Linked DNA regions of Mus musculus: region 1 is linked to region 2. Evidence: chromatin contacts called from ENCODE Hi-C or POLR2A ChIA-PET data. All regions are on one chromosome and are shown on one strand. Each heading gives the region's core, a stretch centred on a gene start or an enhancer-like site at or near the end of the contact. The rest is flanking DNA. Distances are from core to core; before and after follow the strand shown.

Evidence for each region. A loop is a pair of places that touch in the nucleus more often than their neighbours do. ChIA-PET counts read pairs that join two places held with the same protein, here RNA polymerase II (POLR2A).
Region 1: a map of CH12.LX shows a loop between it and region 2 (2.0-fold over the local background). The contact joins two enhancer-like sites. A Hi-C loop is called at or near these places in 2 of 37 maps with a recorded cell type or tissue (CH12.LX and v-Abl transformed pro-B cells). POLR2A ChIA-PET finds 5 or more read pairs at or near these places in 1 of 5 experiments (embryonic stem cell).

Annotation. Positions count from the first base shown.
Region 1 is chr11:68,778,320-68,785,686 of GRCm38, reverse strand. Myh10 (myosin, heavy polypeptide 10, non-muscle) reads right to left here. Exons shown (of 41, transcript NM_175260.2): 16 at 2,388-2,581; 17 at 2,183-2,304; 18 at 691-760; 19 at 331-491; 20 at 1-69. Among named protein-coding and RNA genes, the nearest start is that of Ndel1, 71 kb to the left of the region's middle. Within about 2 kb of position 4,871, at least 1 of the 3 ENCODE cell types and tissues checked has a DNase peak (open chromatin) inside an H3K27ac peak, as active enhancers do.
Region 2 is chr11:68,742,982-68,749,481 of GRCm38, reverse strand. Myh10 (myosin, heavy polypeptide 10, non-muscle) reads right to left here. Exons shown (of 41, transcript NM_175260.2): 5 at 4,063-4,165. Among named protein-coding and RNA genes, the nearest start is that of Myh10, 54 kb to the right of the region's middle. Within about 2 kb of position 3,595, at least 2 of the 3 ENCODE cell types and tissues checked have a DNase peak (open chromatin) inside an H3K27ac peak, as active enhancers do.

The sequences.
Region 1 (7,367 bases), core at 3,622-6,121, 35 kb before region 2:
AGGTACGCCGCACAGTTCCGCTGCAAGACCTTTAAGGCACTTAGTTGTTGCTGTTTCTTGGCAAAGGCCCTGAGGAACAGTAAGGAAAGCACACTTCAGGGGTGTGACTGGCTTCCAGCAAAGCTCCCTGGGGCATGGCTTCCCCAGGACCTCGGCTGAAACACAGCTCCAAGCCTTGTGTTTCATTTCTTGGCCCTCGGTGTTTTCCTGGTGCCTGTGTGTTGTTTGGGATGTGCATCTGTTCATCCAGATGCTGCTCCCATGGGAACGCACCATCCACAAGGCTAGAGCCTGTCAATCTCATGCTCTCTTGCATCATGGTCCACTTACTTTCGGGCGAGGTAGCCTCTGCATACAGCTTGGAAAAAGATGATGATATCAGTGATTTTTAAATCTCTTTCTTCTTCTAAGTGCGCCAAAACTCCAGCTCGGAAAAATATCTTGCTCTGTCCAATTCTATACAGGTTTGGGTCCAGTTCTAAAGCTCGGATCTAAAAGGGAAGAAGCCTGTTTACTTTTGCTATAAGAAAATAATAATAATAATCAAGAATCCAGATGTAGTGGTGCATGCCTTTAAATCCCAGCACTTGTGAGGTAGAGGCAGCAGATCTCTGGGAGTTCCAGGACAGAAAGGGCTACACAATAGAGACCCTCTCATAAAACCCAAAACAGCAAAAGAAGAAATCTTACCATTCGCTCACACGCCTGTTTGCCATCCATGAAGCCTTTAGGAATAGCATTGGGAGTTAGGATCTCATATCTGGAGAAGGAAAAAATGTAGCCTTCAGGAACTGAAGCACACACATTGAGAACAGAGCAGGGTGGGCAGTAATCACCCCAGCCTCTGCAGGCCCAGGTCCTCCTTAGATTCAGATCAAAGCACAGCCTACTGATCTAGCACAGAAGAATGAGAACGGGTATTGAAAACTTTGCATCTCCCACAAAAAGTTCACATCTTTAAGATGAAATTATTTGGCTCTTTGTATTTCCAGCCAGTCAGTTGGGAAGCATTTATCAGATAACAGAGAAGGTAGTAAGAGCACTGTCCACGAGAACAGGGTGACATGCAGCAGGCATAGGCCCGGGTGTACTCATATTCAGAGTTGTGTGCTGAAATGTGTACTTCAGGGTACACAGTCACACCTCAGGAAACCTGAGGCAGAAAGGCGGACATTATAACACGGTGCCCCAGATGCCCGAAATAAGTGACGACTATTAGACAGCTGGCTCCTGACGACACCAAGGACTGCAGCAGCTTCTTGAGTTGACTTGTCTGAGACCAAGGTGGGTGAGGGGTAGGGTGAGTGAGGTGACTCAGGCCCCAAGGACCCTGCTTTGACCTGGAAGCCCCTAATTATTTTATGGATCAACAATGGAAATACTTTGAGATCTGATTTCCAGAAGAAAAAGGGAGAAAAGCGACCCTGTTAACAACTTTAGAGAATCACCCCCAAGCACTTCCCACTCCGTCTGCATCAGTCTCCACTGCAAACCTGTCAGGCTCCGTCTGTACCTTAATCATTTCCTAGTCTATTCTTCTCTCTGTTCTTGTTAAAGTCTGCCATTGTACACACACACACACACACACACACACAGAAAAAATTTATATGCACACAGATTCATTTACTGAAGAAAGATGGAAACATCCTAAAATATTTTCAGGAATCCTCATTGGAGGATTTTAAATTTCTTTTTCCTTGTATTTTAACATACATTATTCATCTATTTTTAGATTGTTATCTTTTTAAAATATTATTTAAAATGTGTTTTAAGGATATATTAAGCCTGGTGATGGTGCGCCTGCCTTTAATCCCAGCACTCCAGAGGCAGAGGTAGGTGGATCTCTGTGTTTTTAAGGCTAATCTGGTCTATAGGGTGAGAGTTCCAGGACAGCCAGGGCTACAGAGTGAGACCCTGTCTTGAAAAACAATTCCAAGTAGATGTGGTTGAAGAAACAACGTTAAGTTTCCAACCTTCCGGCTCATTTTACAGTGAACGTCCGGGCTATGAAGACTGAGTATGTTCTTCAGCGTGGGGAAGCTGCTGCTTTGTACAGCAGGAAGATCAGGATCTCCCCTTCGCAGGGAACAAAGGAAAAGCATCCTATCATATCGGCATTCTCATTCATGTTAAGGTATGTTTGGACAGACAGACAAAAAGGGTAAAGGTCAGCGATAAATACCTCTGTCTGAATTCCTGGAAAACTATCCGGTTGGGGAACCCCTGGCGACAGATCCGGATCCCTTCCAGGACGCCGTTACAGCGAAGCTGATCGAGCACGAGGTGCGGGTCCAGTTTCCCAGCCTAACCAAGCAGACACGTTTTCTAGCTTAATCACGGCCTCCAGGCTCCATCACCTCACCACGCATGCGCTCCGCCTTACATACCCGCTTCTCGTGATTTGGAATGATGCAGCGGACGAAGTTGGGGTTGGTGTTGCGGAGAGTTGCCATCAGCTTGGTGAGAGACTCCTTGTAGAGCTGCCCGACGGTTCGGAACATGCCCTTCTTGGTTTTGTATGCAGAGCCAAACGCGGTCTCAGTCATCCCAGTGACTTGATCCAGACCTACAATTCGGTCCACTGGGGAGGGGAGAGGAGAGAGAAAACGGCTGTGACCCGAGTGTGACTGAGGAGGAAGGGGAGACAGTGATAGTTCAGCGCATAAGCTTTGTGAACAGATGGTAGAGGTGCCGTCTAGGAAAGGCAGTCAGCACATTCAGACACTGCACAAGCCGTGGAGCTACAGCCACACACTTATAGGGCAGGATTTTGCAGTGCCTACAAGTCCCACCTACCACACTGGGGTAGGTGCTGTCCACTGCACTAGGCTCAGGGACCCACTGTCTGCTACGTTCTGCCTGTGTGAGATCTGCCATTACTTGGCAAATGGAAGGATCTCTGGCTGGCATTATTGATACACAAACTGATGCTGGGAAAAGTCTCGCAAGAAGAAATGGCTCCTAATACACATAAAGGTGAGCGACTGCACGGATCCACTCAGTGGATGCGCTCAGGTTATACAGACCAGAGTTGCCCTGAGCCAGCACACGTACTGAGCCAGTCATCTGAGCCCGGGGAACAGTGCAGGAAGATTACATCACTCTGAGTTTGAGCAATGTGTGAACCTCAGCCGTCTCCTCAAAGTGCAAGTGATGCAAAACCACAGAATGGGAAAGACTGCAGAAAACCACGGACTGAGCTTCCTTAGACATTCCTGATCATTAAAGCACGTGGTGTTTTTACATATCCACACAGCAGGCCCTCCTAATGGTGAGACCATGAAGGAGCCGCCACTAGCATGCCTGTTTCCTAAGATGCCATGTGCTTTCTTGAATAGTTTAAAGAAGTCAGAATATGGGTTGACCTGTTACTGATATTCTCCTCAACCCTGACAGCCACCCCATTTCTCTGGGGATCTGGCCCTGGGTAGGGACTCTATGTGCAAGCTCTCAGGTGACTCTAGACTTCCACGGAGGTTTCTGCAGAAAAGGAGCTCCTGGCCCAGGAGTGAGAGCCCTCGAGGCGGGTCTGGAATGGAAGCTGGAGGATGGATGAGGAAGAGCGGTGTGGCTCCTAGGTCCATGCACGTAAGCTGCTCCCCCAAAGCTACAGTCAGTGGCCTGGAGTCCAGTACCACAGAGGACTCACTCGTTTCTTTCATTTGCAGTACCAACCACCCCTTCCTGTCCGGTAAATGCTGAGCCTCCATCACCTCTGCATCAGTCCACTTCTTGTCTGCATCACCAGAGCCCTGCTTCTTTCTACAGTTGACATGTTTGGTCCCTGTCGCCTTCCTCCACTATCTCCCCAGTGTTCGGACACTTGGCTGCTAGGCCACCTCTTTCACCCCACCCTCCACCCCCTAGCATTGCCCAGGCAGTGACCCACCCATTGCTAAGGCAATGGGCACTACCTGTGCTTGTTTTTCTTGACCCTGAATGTTTACCTGTTGCCATCACAGCAGCCTCCTAGACTCTTCACTTCTGGCCTTAAGGGCCCCGCCCACTTCCAGCCTTTCCAGTGGCCCCCCAGCTCAGTCAGTCTTGTGATCCAAGATGACCTCTCTTCTACCTATCCATCTATCTTGGTACTCTCTCGGGACCTACACTCATGTGAAACCCGTCTAGGATGTGACAAGAAATGAGTTAGCCCTCTTCTTTTCTCCCAACACCTCTCAGCCAAGAGAGTTCATTTAGGAGTTTAAATTGCATATGCCTGGCTACCTAGCACAGATCCATGTATTTTCTCCCAGCTGGACGTCATAAAAGTCTTATCTGCCTTCCACAAACTCTTATCAAGTCCCTGTTGTATCTGCTTTTACAATCCTGCATCTGCTCTCATGATGACACCTAACATTCTTAGTTCATGTGTTAGGGAAAGAACAAAGTATACTTTTAAATATATTTACATCTCAAAGTGGGGAACGCAGGTAAGAGATCTAAGAGATCTCTCTCCGGGCGCTGCCACTTAATGCATGAAGACTGCAGAGAGGCAGTAGGTGAACAAGTGCAGGGCAGGAGGGGGCCAGGGAGGAGCAGTGAGCAGAGCCAGCAGGAAGGCAGAAAGGCCCAGGCTTGCTCCTGGGACGATGGCAGCCCGAACGAATGACATCACAGATGAGATGGCTAAGAAAAGTCCAAGTATATTCTGACAGAAGATCATGATTAATTCAGTATGAAAAAGCGACGTGTTGAGGGCAGTTCCTAGGGTTCTGGCTTGAGGTGAGAGGCTGGTGGATGAGGTCATGGGTAAAATGGAGAGACATGGAGTGAGCTGCCTAGGGCGGGCTGAATGCTGCAGCCTGCTGCTAAGGAAGGCTGGGATAACATAGATAAATTGGGGATTATCAACAAGTTGTTCAAGGTCAGGCGCCCCTGGGGAAACTGAAACAGATGAGGGCCTGGGACCACTCTGGGCTGGAAAAGGGAAAAAGAGGACAGCGGACAGATAAGAACAACACTCATCCGTGCCTTACCCCATGTGTCCCAGTGTGAGCGCTGCTCACTCCCGGTGGGAGCTGGGAGGCACTGAGTACTTGTATCCAGCTGCCCACCCAACTTCCCATTCTTGCCAGGACTCTGCCCTTTCTGATAACAGATTCTGACACTCCGCTAGGGGTCTTTCCTCTGGCCTTCCACCTCACTAATCCTCTCCTGTCACACATGTCCAAGTGTTAGCATAACTTTAGCCAGAGTCCGAGACACTGCCAGCAGTGAGCGTGTGATTTGTGGTAGGTTCCAACTGCAACAAACCCCAGCTCCTTCCTCTGAAAGCGAGACAAGGAGGTGCACGTTGCAGTGAGGCAGTAGCTAGCCTGCTCTGTGCTCACCGCTGGTATTCTCTGCCCACTTTCCCACACAACCTTGCATTCAGCCAGCCAGACTGTGGCAAGCTCCAAGATACAAGGACTTATCCATCCTTTCTGCTCACATGGCTAACTCCCCATTCCGTAGCTTCCTGAGAGCTCCTTAGGCTCTGGTCCCCGCAGTGCTCACAGTGCAGAGGCTTTCCCTCCTGACCTTTACATCTCAGCAGACAAACCCGAGAAAACACCCCACACTGCTCTAGGTAGCCTCTCTCCTTGACTTAGCGTTCCCCAGAGGACATTTCCGCAGCTACTCTCAGGGCCATGGGGACTGTCCCCACGGTCACTGTGATCTCTGACCACAGCCAGGATGAGTGCTGCTGCCTTCCCAGTGCAGGCTAGGTGCATGGTGCTGGCACCCAGTAGCTACTTAATAGATGCTGGAGGACAACAAAGCTTACCAAAACAACAGGTCACCTTGTCGCAAAGGAGGGATGGTGCCCAGATTACCAACACTGTCCAAGGATCCAATCACATTAGCACCACCACCACCATCTGCCTCATTTCCAATTCAATAGCTCTGGATTACTTTTAAAAAATGACTCAGGTTTGCCAAAAGCCAATGCTTTAGACTCTCAGGTTGTTTTGTCTTTTTAAAATCTACCATTTAAAATTCAGAGTTGGGTCCCAGCACTAAGAAAAACCTATCATTAAATGACCCTTAGCACATCACTAAATGTATAACTTCATTAAACTCTGATAAGGAAAGGGCTTTTCTTATGTAAATGATGAGACACAAGAGCCAGCAGCAGCAAGCCACAGCACGGGGCCCACTCCTTTGCCACGCCTCGCCACGTTAGGGCTGGTGGTGGGCTCTGGATCTATTATGTGGTTCCCTAGAACAGTGCAACAATTGCAAGTGTTCTGAACTATAATTTATTACCCTATAAGCTTAAACAGTCAGGAATTAGATGGGTTTATATTCATAATTTAAAAGAAAAAAGGGATTTCTCATCTCTCTTGCTATAGACTGCCAGCACCAGTTTCCTAAGGGCGATAATGTTGTCTCCTGTCAGGATCCTTAACCAGCTCTTCCCAGGGACGACAACCTCGGAGGCAAGGAGGAACAAGATGTTTTCAAAGACTTTTTTCAATCTGCCAAAAATATTAGTGCTTACTAAGTATTTGAAATTTATTGTGGCTAATAAAAGCCAGAGAGTGGGGAAGCCTAATGACTGTCTCAGGGCTGCAGAGCATATAAGCTCCATTCTCTCACAAGGGCCTCCAGCCAGCAGGTGACAGGCAAGCCACAGGTCCCCTGCAGCCACCTCAGCAGTGGAATACTGACCTGCTGTGAGTTCCCAGAAACAGCCTCATAACACATCTTTATGATATGTACCCTACAATTACAGATTTACAACCAGGAGGGAATTGGTAGTTAGAGCCAATTTGTTAGAAGAATTTTAGCAGTTAGACATTTTTAGGACAACCCCAGGAAGCAGAAAGGTTGGCTGACTGATTTAAGGAGACAGCCCTCCTTCTCAACCCCCAGTACTAGTGGAGAACTGACCAGGCAGGCAGGCCTCTCCCTCCCTCCCTCCCCACACTCAGGGGCTACTGTTCCCTGGCTTCTTCCTGTCAGGTAGATGTTGGGACTTATGTGACGGTGGTGGTCCAGCCTGACTGCTTGTCTATCAGCCGAGGCTGGGGATGCTATGAGTTAATGTGGGTTTGATTTTAAAAACAAAAACAAAGAAAACAGACAACTGCTATTCATGTAGCCATAGCAACTGTACCCCTTGAACATCAAGCACTAGGTCAGCCTGGTCTATGTAGTGAATCCCATTATAGCCAGGGCTAAGTAGAGAGACGCTATTTCAAAAAAACAAAAAAACAAAAACAAAAAGAAAAAACCCAAATCACAACCACAACTATCACCACAACCAAACCAAACCAAACAACCAAACAACCAACCAAAAAACCCAACCAACCAACCAACAACAGACAAAACAAAAACCTAGGGTGCTTCCCATGCTCCTCTTGACCCCAAGACGCACGTAT
Region 2 (6,500 bases), core at 2,346-4,845:
TCACCCAGGCAAGAAGTGTTTGAGCCTAAATGTATAAGAAGTCCTAAAAAAAAAAAAAAAGAAGTCCTGAAGCATTCTAGTAGTGCCTGGGAAGGGAGTGGGGGTGACCCAAACGCTGCAGCTTTAAAGTCAACGTGTGGACCAGGATTCTGGGTCACTGCTGCTGGCTTTACGAATGGTGTCATGGGACTGTTCCTCTCCTAAGACAGCGGAGACATCAGGAAGATCAAGAAAGATCTTACACAAAGCTAGTATCTTAAAACTACTGTCACAGTCATAACTAATAAATTAATTATGTAAATGCTACTTCTATCTCTAAAAACTACCAGGGAACAATGACAACTTTTTGTCCCCACTAGAGCTAGGCAAGCTCCCATCTTTGCTTCTATTCTATATGATACAACAGATGTTCTCTACAGATGTGGGGGCAAACATTATTTAAATCATTTCCAAAATTCTAAGTATTTAGTTATATATTGTTTTAAGGTTTTCCAGTCATGGGTGACAACTATATCCTTGTGTTATTCTACAGTAGACAACAGAGCCTTGGTAGAAGATGAGCTGTAGAGGCAAGGATCCACTGCACTTTGCAGGGTCAAGCACAAGTGCTCCACAAAAGTGGAAAATCAGATTCCAGTTTCAAACAGCAGAGTCTAGTTTCCCTATCTGCTTTGTTACCTTTGCCTCAGTTCAGGCAGTTTAGGCCACTGAGGAAGGACAGTGTCATCTGAAGACGGCCGAGAGGCAGGTGCACTGGCTCGAAGGCATTGTTTTAAGTGGAGGTAAAGTTTGAAAAATTAGTCATTTCCAGATCTACTCTCAGGTGCCCCATACTGGGATTTGGAGCAGCAATGGACGCGGTAAGGCCTTCGAACGACCTGTCAGGTGAAAACCCACAGTAGTACTGTGCTCGCAGCTGCCTGGTGGGTGGTACCAAGGGCGTAAAGCCAAATATAACTTTCAATTATGTTATAAAACATATCTGAAGGTTCACAGATAAATCTTTGCTTGAAGTTTATTTTTGTAACTTGAATTTGAAAACCAGTGTTTCTTTTATTTATTCATATTTTCAAGGAAGCTATAAAAGAGCAGCTGTGCCACTTGGGTGGCTATACTCAAAAGTGTGGGCATCACCACGTGCAGATGAAAACACTCGGGCATCGCTCTGCTGTTTTCACATGACTCAGCAATCCTATTCTAGGTGTGCTTGAGAGCAGTCAGTGTCCCTACGAAACAAGTGCCCAAATGCTCACAGTAGCCCAAACTAGAAGCCAGTGCCTGCCAGCTTCTGAGTGGACACTGAAGTAGGGCATATTTAATGCAGCAGAATGTTCTTAGACCATGACAAAAGAACGTTGTACTTCTAATGATACAATGTAGGCTGAACCTCAAAAACATTATGCTTAGTGAAAGAACAGCCAGAAAACCATCCCCATCCATATACAATGTCCAAAAAAGGCACATACATAGGGAACAGAAAGTGGACTGGTGTTGCCAGCACAGGAGGAAATGGGAGGTGACTGGCAGGGGACTGAGGAGTTTCTTGTAGGAAGGCAAAAAAATGAAAATGCCCTACACGTGTGATGATGTTGAATTGTGTGGCTGTGAATATATGAAAACGGAGAGTTGTACATGTAAACGGGCAAACAGTACAGAATGCATTGTATTGCAACATTTGGCCAACAAAAGTTCAGTATAAATTCAGAATCCAGAGGAAGAAAGGAAAGCAGGAGGTTAAAAAAAAAAAAAAAAGAAACAAACAAATAGTGACTTTGTAAGGTCAGTCCTCTGCAGACTCTGCACCCCCAAATTCAACCAAAAATGCAATGGAAGTATTTGGGGGAGAGTAGCATCTGTATAGGTTCCTATTTGTCAACTACTGACACAGCATGCATATTATAACAGACACTATAAATACTGTATGACTTATATTACACAAGAGACTGCATAGGCTCCATTTTATGTATGGTACCTGAGCTTTTGGCATCTGCGGAGAGTAAGGAGAGGCCTAGAGCCAATCTCACCAAGGTACCAGGGGACTACTTTATAAGCTCATATTCTTAAGGATGTTGGAGAGCAACTAAGAACCAATACTTGTACATTGCTAACATCACACAGCTACTAGCAACTTGACTGAGGTAGCAATGAATGTGGGAAGGCAGTCTTGGGGCTGTGCACACAGAGCACATGCAGAGACGTGCAACCCAGCAGGGACAGCAGAGCCCAAAGCAGCAGCCTCCTCCTTTGGGAAAATTTGCTTCCAGGGATGGACTGGAACTCCTGAGGCATCCAAGTGTCTCACATACATGCGTGCTACTCACATACAACTGGGATGCCCGGTAGTTTAAAATGACATCTAAACAAAATGTAAATGGCAATGGCTCCTGTGTTTCAAAGAACCTGGAAAATCTAACTCCTTATCTTGCTTATTTAATGCTATCTCAGGCTCAGGCCGATTAAAAGGTCATAGAGTGCACCTCAAATGCACAAAGAAAAGCTGGGTTCTTGTCTGCATCCTCCTCCTCTAACTACCAAAGACACCTCTACATATCCCATAGCATGACCATTCTTCCTTCAGTAACTTTTCCAAGCTCTGCTGCTGGCCTGGAGAGCTCGAAGTCACGAAGAGCATCCCAGGCCTTCACAGGTAGACAGAGCTCTGGGATGGACAGTTTCTCTCACCTTCAATGTTAAGAAAGATACTTGGGAATCTCAGTACCTGTGACAGTTCTTGTGGCTATGTAGGTCTGTATGACCTTTTCTGTGTGTATTAATAGATCAACCATGACTCAACAGCACCGCTTCTTGCTTTAAATTAACGACATCGTCATGCTTGAGGAAGACAGACAAATCAAAGCTGCTGCAGTGCCCTGGTGAGGATCATGTCCAAAGCCATGTCCTGCTCCTCAAGGACTCCTAGGAAGCAGGGAATGGAAGCCAGCTCTGGTCTGTGGTTTGTTCAATGTTGGGAATTCTGGGATTAAAAGGTAGCCCAGCACAAAGAAAATTCTAATTTATTGAGAATATTAAATACAACAAGGCAAGCCTTTGGGCTAAAACACACAGGCATAAATTATACAATGCCATAAAAACTTAACAGGTTAGAAATGGAGTATCCCCAAGGGTACAACTTTCAAGGTTGTATCCCAAATTTAAAATGTAATGTACAGCACAAAACAAAAGTTTTCATGTGCTTGTTAAATAGTAAGATAATTCCACCTGAGATGCCAGATGAAATCATCTTAAGTTTAAAGACTTCATACACATGCGCTTCAGTGTCACGGTAAGAGGGGAGCTGCTCAGATCTATCTGGAACACGCAAGGAAAGAAAGCACAAGCGCATGCTGCTTCGCGTGGGAGAGTAAGATGGCAGCGATACATTTCCAACATTGACTCTCGTTTTAGCACAGACTCTGCTCAGAGCCAAGAGTGCTACTTGTTTCTAGGAGAGGCTCTATCCAAAGACAGAAATCAGCACAGGCACTCAAGACTGAGAAGCACAAAGAAAGTCACTTGCCTGGGGTTTCACGGGCTTAGGCGATTCCTGCTGCTCATTACAAACAGATAAGCAGACATTAGCACAAAGCACCAAGCCAGCGGGCAGCAGGAGCTGGTTTGGCTGGCACACACAGGCTTGCCAAAACTACCACACATCTCAAAACCCGAGAGGCTCACTGACACCCATACTTTGTGTTTTTATCTTTTTTATCCTCCATTGATTCTCCCACAGACCTCCCCTAACCCCAGAACTGCTATAGGCAGCAGCCATAAAGTTATTCACAGACACTCGTTTGGTTGACATAAATCTTCATAGGCACTGCTCATTAATTTATAAATTGGGCTTCAAGCCACAGCCATAATTCCCATTTGCCTCATGAGAAAGCCTAGTTAATTTCCTTGTATTTGCCTGGCTCTTCCTGAATGGAAGGAAGAGTGAGGCTGCTGGGTGTGTGGCCAGGAGCTGCTTGCCAGAGCAGCGTATGGAGCAGCTACGGTTGCCGTTTGTCTCTGCTATTATAAAAGAATGAAATGCAGACAGAAAGCAACAACACAAAGACTTACAGGAATATTATGGTCCTTTCTTCCTTTGTGAGAAGAAGCAACGTGGGCAAGGTACTGAATGACTTTCTTGGTATTTTCTGTCTTCCCGGCACCCGATTCACCCCTAAAAGAAATAGCAACACCAGCTACTTTAGAAAGAAAGCTGAGCACATGAGTTCCAAAATTACAACTGATAATGAAACTGAGCAGAAGATGATTTAGGGAAAGGAAAAAAAAAGAGAAAGCAGCAGAAAACTTATGGGTAACAGTAGTAATAGACAAGAAAATGTATTATTGTTTTTAAATTATCAACTCTTAGAAACCTTGTTATCACCACTGAACCACCTTGGAAATCATTTTCTTTCTTAGAATGCATTAAAAATGTGCACTAAAAATGAGCTCTGGATTGCGGAGGAGAAGTGACTTTTGCCTGTCTTTCACTTCCCCACCATTTCTATGAGCACACAGAAGCACTGTCTTCATGTGTGTTTGTTTTTGTGGTTTTAAAAGTCTCCTACTATAGCCAAGGCTAGCTGGCCTAGAACTTACAATGGGACTAGCATTTTGAAATCACAGTGATCCTCCTGCTTCAGCCTCCCAAGTGTTGGGATTGAAGGCTTAAGCCACCATGCGTAAGAAAACTAATTTTTAAGTATGTGATTAAGATGGGCATAGCAACCTTTAGTAGTAGCACACAGGAGGCAGGAGCAGACAGATCTCTTGGGCTAGCCTGGCCTACAAAGTGAGTTCCAAGACTATCAGGGCTACACAGAGAAACCCTGTCTTGGGGGGAAAAAAGGAACATAACTAAACAAATAGTCATTGGTAGTACTGGTGAGACAACATAGAAACATATACAAAACAGATTTCTTTCTGCTTCTAGGGATAAGAGCTTCCATGAGCAAACAGAAATGTATTAGAATTGTCATGGAAAAAGAGAAAAACAAACAACAAACAACCTCAATAAGTGCATCTGAGACCTGAACTGACAGAAACCAACACCCCACTGCTGACTCAGTCTGAAGGACCTGACAGCTGGGCAGCCTGCTGGGCTCTGGCGCTCATCAAAGCACTGAGCCTTCCCAGGGCCGAGCCCATGCTGCACCTGGAGAAAACCTTCCCACTGGTATGGCCTCACACAGGGCTCCTGACCTCCTGGTTTGTGTCTGACCCCACATAACCTCACACAGTATGAACTAAGCTTGACATACAGAGAACCAGGTTCTCGCTCCTCTGCTCAGAATAGTTCAGGTCTCCAGACAACAAGCAATGGTTTACTCTTTTAATAATCACATATATTAAATAAAATGTTATATATAAAGTATACCTTTATAAATTACATATACAAGATCATTATATATAACTATAGCAAGGAATTGTAGGCGCAGCTCACCAGCACACAGTGCAGTCTCAGTGCGGTGTCTTGCCACTCTGCTCTCCAGCAAATCCCGACTCCTCTCCTTGGAGTTATACTAAACCATACTGTTGGAGCTGCCCACTCCTCAAGTTCCCAGCCGGCTTACAGCTGGGCATAGATCCTCCTGTCTAGCCACACGGACCAGGGTAGTAAAGGACCTCGGAGCTTCAGTATCCCAACTGAAAGATGTAGGCAATGGATCGGCTCCCTCCTAGTTCCAAAGTCTGGTGATCCTCGACACAAACCACCTACTCACTCACTCACTTACAGCCACACTGCGCGCTTGCTAAGTGTGATGGCTAATCTCGGTTGTCAACTTGACTACATAGATCTGGAGATCAACTAAACCCCAAGCAACTTGAGTACAATTGTGGGGGATTTTTCTCCAGTCGATCATTTGGGGTGGGAGACCCACCCTAGATCTGAAACACTGGAGTCAGCAAACACCCAAAATCTGGGCTCCACTTCTCGTGGCGGCCCACATGAGAGCATGGAAGCTTTGTCTTTTGCCTGCTTGTTCTTACTCTTGCTGACAGATCCATCCACTCTGCTGCTGGGGCATTATTCATTGGTATTAGAACCCACTTCTTGGGGATTCCACATATACTGAAGACCAGCGGAGACATCCAGCCTACAAGAGTGAATGATACTGGATGCCCAGCCTTTCCATCAGGAGGCAGCCATTGCTGCACAGACCACAGCCTGCAAGCCTCTCTGATAAATCTTTACATACAAACACATGATCAGCTCTGTTTCTTTAGAAAACCCTGACTAATACACTGGCCGCCTCTGCTTCTCCTCGGAGTTTCTAAGACTTAAGTACTCAAACCTACCGAACTTTTATTAAGGTTTCTGCCCACATTTGAAAGCCTGCATTTAAGATTATTACATCCTTCTAAATTCTCATATTATGTAATTTGTATTATTACATCTCTCTGCATTTTCTTCTAGACATTTGAAATTTTTCAGATTTTATACCTGAATCTTTAGTCAACCTGAAAGAAAAGTATAGTTTGAGAAAATGTAATTCCCATGCCCAGCT